Linked DNA regions of Homo sapiens: all the other regions are linked to region 2. Evidence: chromatin loops called from intact Hi-C (ENCODE). Cell type or tissue: dorsolateral prefrontal cortex. All regions are shown on one strand. Region 1 overlaps FANCI (FA complementation group I). Region 2 overlaps MFGE8 (milk fat globule EGF and factor V/VIII domain containing). Region 3 overlaps ABHD2 (abhydrolase domain containing 2, acylglycerol lipase). Region 4 overlaps ISG20 (interferon stimulated exonuclease gene 20).

Region 1 (2,500 bases), 400 kb after region 2:
GGCCGAAGCAGGTGGATCACCTGAGGTCAGCAGTTCAAGACCAGTCTGGCCAACATGGTGAAACCCCAGCTCTACTAAAAAAAATACAAAAATTAGCTGGGCGTGGTGGTATGCACTTGTAGTCCCAGCTACTCAGGAAGCTGAGGCAGGAAGACCACTTGAATCTGGGAGGTGTGAGTTTGCAGTGAGATCACCCCACTGCACTCCAGCCTGGGTGACAGAGTGAGACTCTGTCTCAAAAAAAAAAAAAAAACCTGAGTAATCTTATCTCTATTCAAAAAAACCTGAGTAATCTTATCTCTATTCAAAGAAATTGAATTTGTGGTTCAAACTTTTTTCACAAAACTTAAGATCTAGGTCTATTCCGTGGTAAATTCATCCAAACATTTAAGGGAGAAGTAATGTAAATTCTGTGCAAATTCTTCCAGGAAATAGGAGAGAACATATTCCACCTCATTTAATTAATGAGGTCAGCATTACCCTGATACCAAACCAGACCCAGACCATTGCAAGAAAACTGCATAGCAATATCCCTGATGAATATAGAGTCTGCTGTGTTAAAGGCAGACTCAGAAGGCTATATACTGAATGATAACCATTTTTGTATGATGTTTCGTAGAAAGTAAAACCATAGGGACAGAAATTAGATCAGTAGTTGCTTGGAAATGGGAGGAGAGAATTGACTATCAGTGAGCACAAGGGAACTTTTAGAGTGATAGAAATACCTTGATTGTGGGGAGATTACACAACCATGTAAGTTTTTTTAAACTTCTAGAACTGTTCACCTACAGGGTAAGAATTTTACTGTTTGTTATTTTATCTCGGTGAACCTGTCTTTAAAAACAATACCACTTTCTCCTGCTTCAGAGTCTTGCTATGGAGATACACTTCAATTCCTACTTCAGTGGAAGAGTCGGGAAAGAAAGAGAAAGGAAAGAGCATCTCACTGCTGTGCTTGGAGGGTTTACAGAAAATATTCAGTGCTGTGCAACAGTTCTATCAGCCCAAGATTCAGCAGTTTCTCAGAGCTCTGGGTAAGCATTGCAGTATCAATAAATAGGCTTGATTTAGGTTTCTCCTTAGCTCAACCCCTTAATTCCATTTGTTAACCTACCAGAAGACACTTGAGAACAGTCCTAATGTTGCTAAGGAGTGACATCTAGTGGATTCAGGATTGGTACCTACTGGATTACATTCAACCACAAAGAGTGGCTGGAAAATGGAATATAGTATTAAGAAATCACAAAATTTTAGAAATTTAAGTCTGCCTTTAGACTTTTTTTTGGCTTTCAAAAATTTTAGCTATTAAAAGGCCAAAAAGTATGAGTTTATATCAAAGAAGACAAGAGTTTCTTTTCCATTCCTAGATGTCACAGATAAGGAAGGAGAAGAGAGAGAAGATGCAGATGTCAGTGTCACTCAGAGAACAGCATTCCAGATCCGGCAATTTCAGGTGAGAAGCCTTGCAAAGCTGCTGTACTGGCCTGAGAGGCTTTGCAAAGGAACTGTTAGCAGGGGCAGCTGGTAAGAATGGGCAGACAGTGACCAAGTAGGAGAAGAATTTTTTCTGGGTCATACAGGCAACAGGACATAGCTCTCAGAATGGAAGATAATGTATTTAAAAGGACCCTAGTGAGGATAGGTATTTAGCCACCCCAACCTGCAATACTCATTACTTCTAAGGACCACTGTTTGAGTTGATGTAAACAGAAAGGAGTCTTCAAGGCATAGAGTCTGTGTTTTTGTTTTCTGAGTCTGTGGTATAATTTGGCTTGGTCTGACAGACAACGTAAACACTGGACAATAAAGTTTGTTAGTTTCTAACCAATAGTTGTCAAAATATCAGGATGTTCTATCACAGGAGTTTTTTATTTAACAAGTAATTCTGAAGTTCCTACCATGTGCCAGAAACAGTTCTAGGTGCTGGGGATGTAGCAGGGAACAAAAGAGACAAAATATTCCTATCCTTATGGAGCTTACATTATAGTAGAAAGACACTGACAAATAATCAAATACATAGTTATTTCAGGTAACAGGGAAGGTATATAAGCATTGCTGGGTTTGGTGCCTTGTCTAAGCCTGAGATCAATGGATAGGCTCCAGGGAGCTGTGAGCCACCAGAAATTGGGTACATAGTTCATTATCTACATTTTGCATGGGGTTGGAACGGAAAGAGTCAGTTTTCAGGAGCATTCTCAGAGAGGTTTATGGTCAAAAACAGCTTAGGAAACTACTGCTCAATTCAGGTGTATTTTCAGATTTTATCCTCTTAGAATTTTGGTAGCTTTGAATTCTTTCTGTCCTAGTCTTAGGAGTCTCTGACTAGATGCCTCTTCTTCCTGATAGGAACGTGTCTGCTAACATTGCTTGCTGTGTGTGCCTTCCTTTCTCAGAGGTCCTTGTTGAATTTACTTAGCAGTCAAGAGGAAGATTTTAATAGCAAAGAAGCCCTCCTGCTAGTCACGGTTCTTACCAGTTTGTCCAAGTTACTGGAGCCCTC
Region 2 (2,500 bases):
AAGCTGCCCCTCCATCTCTTGGCTCCAGCTCCACTGGCCTTCCTTCCACCCTTCAACATGCCCCAGGGCCTTTGCATTTACCAATTCCTTGCCTGCAGTGCTCTTTTTGCAGTGCTGTTTTTAAGTTTTTCATGTGGCTGGCTCTCCATCATTCAGGCCCCCAGTCAAAGGCCTTCCCGACAGAGCAGTCCTTGTCTTGCTCTCTCCCCTCACCCCAAGTCATGGTCATCTCATCAGCCTCTAGCTTTTCTTCAGAGCTGTTACTGCTCTCTGTCATCTGCTCCTCGCCTCAAGTCTGCCTTCCTTGCTACAATGCAAATTACATGAGGTCAAGGAATCATTCCCTAGAGCCAAGCACCCAGGAGGGGCTTAATCAATATCTTAATAAACATCCATCGAATTAAATAATTAATTTACCAAAGACACCATATGTCTGCAAAGAGGAATCCCTTGTGGAATCCCAGGTACCCCCAGACCTCAGCCCCACCCACACACATGCACACGTGCACACATGCACACATGCACCAACACTCTCCAGCCGACTGGAAGGCCTATAGGGAAAGGAGTGGTCCAGACCCTGAAGGAAGCAGACAGGGTACCTGGGCTTCCTTGGTTTGCAAGACTCACCCTCTCTTGGCCCTGAGCAGGGGCCAGTCATGCCTGGATACAGGCAACTTTAATGGCCAAAGGCTTCAAGCCAAAACAGCAAGTGTCAGGGACTCCAGGGAGAGGCACACAGACCTGGCTCTGTCCTTTCCCAGTAGCCTACATTTCCTTCTAGCAGAAGGCAAAGTCTTATACTCCCCACTGAAACAATACGGCTCAAAAGGGCCCCTGGTGGAGGAAGCATACCTACTCAAGTTCATACTAAAAACACTGAACCCAGCCAGGCACTGAACTCAGCTCTGAGGGGTATTTGGGTGGTGTCTGAAATGAGACAACAGGAAGAGGTGTCACAGAGGGGAAAGGCGGGGCACAGGAGGGCAGGTAAGATCAAAAGGCCAGCGGGTAAGATAAGAACCTCCACTCTGCAGCTCTGCTTAGCGAGCCCTACAGTTCCACTGATGGCCAGCAGGTGGCATTGTGGCTGCAAAGAGAGAGAAATACCCAGACCTCAGGAAAGCTGGGTTGAGCTGGGCTGAGACAATTAATGTCTGTCAGCCCAAACCCGGCACTCTGACCTCGCCCAGGCTGTCCCCTGGCTCTGCAGAAATCTGTCCCTTTATGGTCTCCCCAGCTCTTCATCTGGGAATCTCTTTGGAAAAGGCAGCAGGAAGCACCAGCTCCAAGCCCTGTGGTCCAAGAAGCCCCTGTGTTTCTCTGGAGTGCAGACTCTTAAGAGTTTGGCAGGGAAAGCTCTGGATGGGTGTGGTCGGGAGCCCAGAGATCTAGACCAAGTCTTAATACCTACCAGATGTGTACCCTTAATAAATCATTCATCGGGGCCCCACGCCCCTCATTCATTCATTCGCTCATTCATCAAATATTTATTGAGTACCTATAAACCAGACACCATTCTAGGCCCTGGGAATACCGAAGCAAACAAAACAGACAGATTCTCTGCCCTCGTAAAGCTGACATCTGCCAAACACACCTAACGCTACATGTTCTAGAAGCTACAGGAGAGGAGCCAACCAGAAGAAGGGAAAATACTTTGAAAACTGATGTCTTTTTCTCTATCAATCAGAATGCCCTGGGTCATGGGTTGGCAGACAGCAAACACCTGGGTGGGGCTGCTATGGCCAGGTGACCCCCTAGAGTGCGTTGCCCGAGTGAAGCCTGGTCCCCGTGCCTTGTTGCTGCCCTACCTAGCTCAGTTTGGCTGAGAAAAGAGGCAGCAGGGAGGGCCACCTCCTAGGATTGGCCAACAGTGCCCCCCTACCCGCACCCCCAGCACTCACCGTTCAGCTCACAGCCCAGTAGCTCAAAGCGCAGAGTGCAGGCCGTGTGGCAGCTCGTGGGGTACAATCTCACGTACTGAGCCTCCACAGGGGTCTCAAACAGGTTGACATGCACCGCGTTTTTGTTCCAGTTACCCACAAACTCCTAGCAGGGAAGGGACAAGACTGGAGAAGGGGGTCCATCTGAGCAGTCCCCCTCCCTGGGGTTACCTCATCTTCCTCTTCAGACCTGGGAGGCAGAGGTGGGGCTGGGAGGGTGAAGAGGACTTGGAAGAGCCAGCAGAGGCTCACACAGCAGCCTCTCCTTTGGCCACCCCACGGCCCTCCACAAAGATTCTCCTCTCACTTTCCTTAATCATCATGGAGCCTGGGCATAAACCCCTATAGCTGACACAGGGCCACCTGTAACCTACAGGGTACCTCTTTGCAAATTAGGAAAAGGCACTCCTTTCTCAAATAGTTTATTATGACAATTTTCTGACAGAGTTCCACAAATGTACAATGCCTGTACTGTGAATGGTGCCTGCTTAGCAATGACATCCTTGAGCAGTGTACAACCTACACAACTGTACATGTACCCATGAAGGCTCAGAATGAAA
Region 3 (2,500 bases), 290 kb after region 2:
TCTTCACCTCTAAAATGGGGGACTTGGACCAGGTAGATTGCTGAGCTCACTACCAGGTTCAAAGTTCAATGACAAACTCAGTTTACTGAGGTTTGAGAGAACATCCCTCCAGGGGAGCCTGGGAGCTGCTCTCCCAGTCTAAGCATGTAGATATCATCGTTTGCCTTTTGTGTGTGTGTGTCCCTTATTTGATAAAAAGATGTTTTGAGTTGTTTTTTTTTTAAGCACTCACTTGTAATTTTAGTTTTTAAACCCAAGTCCCTCTAACTTTGCCTTTGATACCAAACAATTCAAAAGTTGGATCTGAGTTTGGAGAAAGATATTTCCAACCTAAGTGGGTATTATTTTGAAACCAGATTTTTAATTTAATAGCCTATATTTGTAGTCTGTTGGATAGGTGTTTCCAAAGTGTGTCTTCTCAAGTGAAAACGCAACTCTAGGTTTCAAGTACTCCTTTTCTCCGATCCTGTGGTACTTGAATATCCAAAAACCCTGCACTTTGAACAATCAGCTGTTGCTATCTGGAACTAAACAGAACTATGAGTAAAATTGCCTGGATACTTTAAAAAGATATTTTTCCTCCTTCATCTCCTTTGACTCCAGGACAGACTGGAATATAAGTAGTGGGTCTGCATGGATGTTTCAGGGATCAAAGGAGCCACCTGGGCGCCTGAGTGCCAACCCTCAGGGCCACAGGTGGGTGTGGTTTGGGCACGGGTCCAAGTGACTGTGACGGGACCCGTGGGCATGGGTCCAGGTCTGTAACCTGAAGAAGTTGTTTTCTGACAATCACCAAATCATCCGAATGACATCAAAAGCAGCCCTTATCTCAGAGACTGAGATTTCTGTGGTCTCAACTTCGCTTTGGTATAATTTCTGGCACTCACCAGCCTCTATCATTATGACTTTCCCCCCAGTGTATTATTTCTCTAATAGGTTTCCTTTTCACGTTCTTTTAGCACAGACTGGCACTTTACCCTCTCAGTTTGGAAGTTAGCCCCTCTCCTCTGTTACTTTTCCCTTCACCCAACTACAGCTGTGATCTAGAACATTCATAGTCATATTTCTGCTACTACTACCTTCATTTATCAAGACTTTTTATGAGAATAGGTAAACCAAGCAATAACTTCCTAGGACTGAATCACCACCCCAGAAGAGCGAGAGGCTCCTTTCATATGCCTGAGGCCACACCCCTTAACCTGTTCTGACAAAATAGTGGCTGGCCCATGTACCAGCTCCATTCAGAAATTCAGGAAGAGAAAAGACAGCCCTGTTGTCACACAAACCGGTGTGGGGGAGGGTGGAGCCTGGTCTGCACGGCAGTCCTGGTGGCCCCTGTGGAGGACAGGCAGGGCTGGCAGCATAGCCTTTGTTGCCACACAACCGGAATTTGCTCCCCCAGGACTGTGGGAGCCAGTGTCCCAGCTGAAATCTTTTTAGTGTGTGGCTCTGAATGGCACTCACATTCCATTTTGGCTCACATGAAACTAACTGAAGCCCTTTGTTCAAGCTTCAGGCTCTTAGGCATGGAAATGAGAATGTGACTGTGGCTGTCTTACAGGAAAATTCTTGTTTGTCCCTGAATGAGAGCACAGAGGCATTGAATTCACAGAGCTGCAAACTTGCCTGATAAATGAGGGAGTGGCAGTTTATAGATAGGTCATCTTTTTTCCTTCCTCCAGGTGTCCTTGCCTTTCTTCCCAAAGTCATTCATTTCTGATGAGTATATGAATCCCCCTCTTGCTAGTAAGGTTCTATTTGGGCTAAAACAAGGCTGAATTTTTAAAGAGTATTTGAATATATTTTAGAATCAAATTGAGGCTATAAATTGCATCAATCTGGACAATTCCATTGCAGGAATAATATGTTAAAAACCAATGGGGAGAAGCACCCACATCTCTCCTGTAGCACTCCGTGTCTCATAAGCAATTTGAAGACACTTACAAGTAACTGATTCCAGTCAAATTAGGATTAACTGACTCAAAAAATGGTGTCAAGTTTCTTTAATGTTTTTATGTTAGAAGTGAGTTTAACAGACTTGAAGAAAACTGTTATCTTTTCCTGCTGTGAGTTTACACAAATGATTCCAGAGCAGAATGAAAGCAGAAAGCTGTTGGTTACAATATTCTTTTAACCTCTCTGCAGCATTTTACACTTACTGGGAACCTTATGATTCACCGTAAGAGTGGAAATATACCTGAGTTCGTGTCCTAATGGTCTCTAATTCACATTGGATCGTGGGCAAATCACCTCACCTCTCTGAGCCTGTTCCCTCCTCTTAGACCATCTCTAAGACCACTTCATCTATTTACACATCATTTGCTTGAACATTGCTGAACATCTGCGTGAACTTGGCCTCTCCAGCCCTTGCAGGTGGAAACAGCTGTGTCAAGGCTCAAGGCTCACGCTGAGGGGACTTGGAGGGAGGGGGCTTCTGCATTAAGCTTTCCTGGTGAAGACCCTTGATCTTGTCCAAAGCCCTGTGTCTTTGACTGGCTTC
Region 4 (2,500 bases), 250 kb before region 2:
GGTGGTTTACTGAACTTCTCAGTTTCTCCATCTGTAAAATGAGAATTCTAGCAACTCGTAGGGTATTTGTGAGATGTTGCAGGCAAAGCCCCCAGCACCATGCCTGTCCTAGCTTAAGCACCCACCAGGTGTCGATAAGTAATTGTTCTTCCCTGGACTGCCTGCACATCTAGGGCACCCCAGGAAGAGTCACCGCACTCTGTTTCGGGGCTCGGCTCTCTGAGGGGAGGGCATCCTGTATGGGGAGGAGGGTCTGGACCAGAGCTGTCCCTGATCGCTAGAATCAACGGCAGAATTCTTGTTATTTTAATAATAATTAATAATTTAGTGCTTCCACTAAATAAAAATCATTGGAATGGTGTCCAAGCAATTTTTTTTTTTGAGATGGAGTCTCACTCTGTCACCCAGGCTAGAGTGCAGTGACTGGATCTCAGCTCACTGCAATCTCCACCTCCTGGGTCCAAGCGATTCTCCTGCCTCAGCTTCTCAAGTAGCTAGGATTACAGTCATGTGCCATCACACCTGGCTAATTTTTGCATTTTCAGTAAAGATGAGGTTTCGCCATGTTGGCCAGGCTGGTCTCAAACTCCTGACCTCAAGTGATCCACCCCACCTCGGCCTCCCAAAGTGCTGGGATTACAGGCGTGAGCCACCACCGCACCTGGCCAAGCTGTTCCTTTTTTTAACCTCCACAGGTGATTCTGGTCCTAGGGTTTTTGAGTCACCTGCAGTGCTTTCTCAACCATCCCAGCACCTGAACACGGTGCTGTCACACTACAGTGAGCAACTGCATCACCTGGCAGGTGCTGGGTCCACCCCCAGAGTTTCAGATGCAGTGGGTTGCGGTGGAGCTCGAGAATGTGCAAGTTCCCCATTCTAACAAGTTCCCCGCTGCTGCTGGCCCGGGGGCCATGCTATGAGAGAAGCACTGCCTAAGCATCAGGTGTTAGGATGTGCAGCCACAGTTGAGAGCTGGCCCCAGGGCTGGGCGCCACCAAGGTGCACTCAGTCACAGGTCCAGCCTCTCCCCATGCCGCCTCCCTTGGCTGCCTGTTCATGCAGAGAGGTCCACAGCCCGGCAAGATGGGTCCCAAATGGCCCACTGCACAGATGAGGGACTCGACCAAGGTTAAGAACCCAAGAGATTTCAATCCAGACCTGCCTGATCCCCAAACTCAAGTGTTTTTTTCCCCTCAGCTGTCCTAGGATGGCAATGCCTCCCATCTGAGCCACTGACCTCTGGGAAGCTGGAGGGCCCCCTCCCGTGTCTGGAAGAGGTGGGAGATGCAATCTACTCTCACAGGGTTCTCTCCCACCCTGTCCACAGGGTTTCAAGGTGATGACCCAGCCCCCTGCAGTTTTATGATTTCTTACGTGCCTTCAAGGCTGCTGGGTGCGTCGGCCTTGTCTGGCTATGACTGGCCACCAGGTGGTGGCCGTGGGCCGTCTGTCCTCCTGAAAGCTTCGAGGGCAGAACCTGCATAATGAACATTTTGGGATGAGGTGTGAGGGACAGTGTCTTCAAAAATGCCTAGGGGGCTGCTCCAGGGATGCTCTAGGCAGTCTTCACTCAGCCACAGATGCTAAGGCTCAGAGAGGGGTTGGAGCATGATGCAGCCTGGCCTGGGAGGTGAGCCCAGGCTTTCTGACTCCCAGCCCAAGGTTCTGTCCATGGCTTCAGGCTTCCTTGAGAGGAGAGACAAACCAGGTTTCCTGAAGTCAGAGCAGTTCAAAGGGAATTTCCAGCCCGACTTGCTTAGATGCCCTGAGGGGAGAGAAAACCGGGGAGGTGCCCACCACCCCCACTCCCAGGCAGGCAGGACCCCGGAGAGCAGCAGGTGCGGCAGTCATGTAAAACACAGGCAACGAGAGCTCTAGAAAGAGCACCAGCTTTAGAGTCAGCTGACCTGGGCTGAGGCTCTGGCTTGAGTCATGGCGGGCAAGTGTCTTACTTCTGTGACACTCAGTATCCGCAGCCACCATATGGGCTTTCCTGCCACGCAGGGCTGAAAAGAAGATTGAGAGTCTGTATGCAGGGTGCCCAGCACTGGGCGGGGGGCCGGGGCAGGAGGGGCAGGGGCTGATAAACAGCATCCATCACTACTGATCTAAAAATCAAGAGCTGCCTTGGGGCTGCCCCTCTAGACTCCTCAACACAATTGGAGTCGATGCCAGCAAATGCGGGGTTTATTCTGATGAGGTTTGAGGATGGGAGAAGGAAAGGCGATGTTTATTGAGGTGGTAATGTCTAGCCCACGGGGAGCCCTATCTGGGGTCCCAGTCAGGGCAGGCAGCTCAGGCTATCTGGTGTCCCCTGAGCCGATGGGAGGGCCTGCGTCTTAGCAGGTACTACTTCCTCCTCCTGCAGCTGCCCCAGCTGAGCCTACAGGGTACACCTAGAGAGAGAGAAAGGTGGGTGTATTCCAGGCATCTATTCCAAGGGTCACAGATGAAAATGTCTCAAGGGCCTGTCCTGAAAAATAAATGACTGAAACAGACC

Evidence for each region. Hi-C counts contacts between places; a loop is a spot of excess contacts. Peaks named below come from ENCODE experiments on the same cell type or tissue, not always from the same donor. Only the 100,000 strongest peaks of a DNase experiment are listed, where the experiment ranks them.
Region 1: it touches region 2 in a loop (7-fold over the local background); 3 of 110 quality-filtered maps call a loop at or near these places.
Region 3: a loop joins it to region 2, with 2.8 times the contacts of the local background. A loop is called at or near these places in 11 of 110 quality-filtered maps.
Region 4: it touches region 2 in a loop (2.3-fold over the local background); 16 of 110 quality-filtered maps call a loop at or near these places.

Annotation. Positions count from the first base shown.
Region 1 is chr15:89,298,933-89,301,432 of GRCh38, forward strand. It overlaps FANCI (FA complementation group I), which reads left to right. Exons shown (of 38, transcript NM_001113378.2): 25 at 868-1,034; 26 at 1,368-1,453; 27 at 2,394-2,500. LOC124903548 (a long non-coding RNA gene) reads right to left here. Exons shown (of 2, transcript XR_007064749.1): 2 at 1,843-2,500. Among named protein-coding and RNA genes, the nearest start is that of MIR6766, 27 kb to the right of the region's middle. In dorsolateral prefrontal cortex, CTCF peaks have their summits at 1,157 (motif pointing left) and 1,357; no DNase peak of the experiment used is centred here.
Region 2 is chr15:88,903,856-88,906,355 of GRCh38, forward strand. It overlaps MFGE8 (milk fat globule EGF and factor V/VIII domain containing), which reads right to left. Exons shown (of 8, transcript NM_005928.4): 5 at 1,902-2,046. Among named protein-coding and RNA genes, the nearest start is that of MFGE8, 8.3 kb to the right of the region's middle. RefSeq lists a silencer at 990-1,179. In dorsolateral prefrontal cortex, CTCF peaks have their summits at 1,060 (motif pointing right) and 1,291; a DNase peak (open chromatin) is centred at 1,066; H3K27ac peaks cover 958 bases.
Region 3 is chr15:89,196,401-89,198,900 of GRCh38, forward strand. ABHD2 (abhydrolase domain containing 2, acylglycerol lipase) reads left to right here. Exons shown (of 11, transcript NM_152924.5): 11 at 1-2,500. It also overlaps the pseudogene LOC124903574. Among named protein-coding and RNA genes, the nearest start is that of RLBP1, 24 kb to the right of the region's middle. RefSeq lists a silencer at 1,238-1,532. In dorsolateral prefrontal cortex, a CTCF peak has its summit at 1,417; a DNase peak (open chromatin) is centred at 1,381; H3K4me3 peaks cover 1,358 bases; H3K27ac peaks cover 2,500 bases.
Region 4 is chr15:88,656,123-88,658,622 of GRCh38, forward strand. ISG20 (interferon stimulated exonuclease gene 20) reads left to right here. Exons shown (of 4, transcript NM_002201.6): 4 at 1-361. Among named protein-coding and RNA genes, the nearest start is that of ISG20, 18 kb to the left of the region's middle. RefSeq lists an enhancer at 855-904. In dorsolateral prefrontal cortex, CTCF peaks have their summits at 1,426 (motif pointing right) and 1,629; DNase peaks (open chromatin) are centred at 969 and 1,419; H3K27me3 peaks cover 331 bases.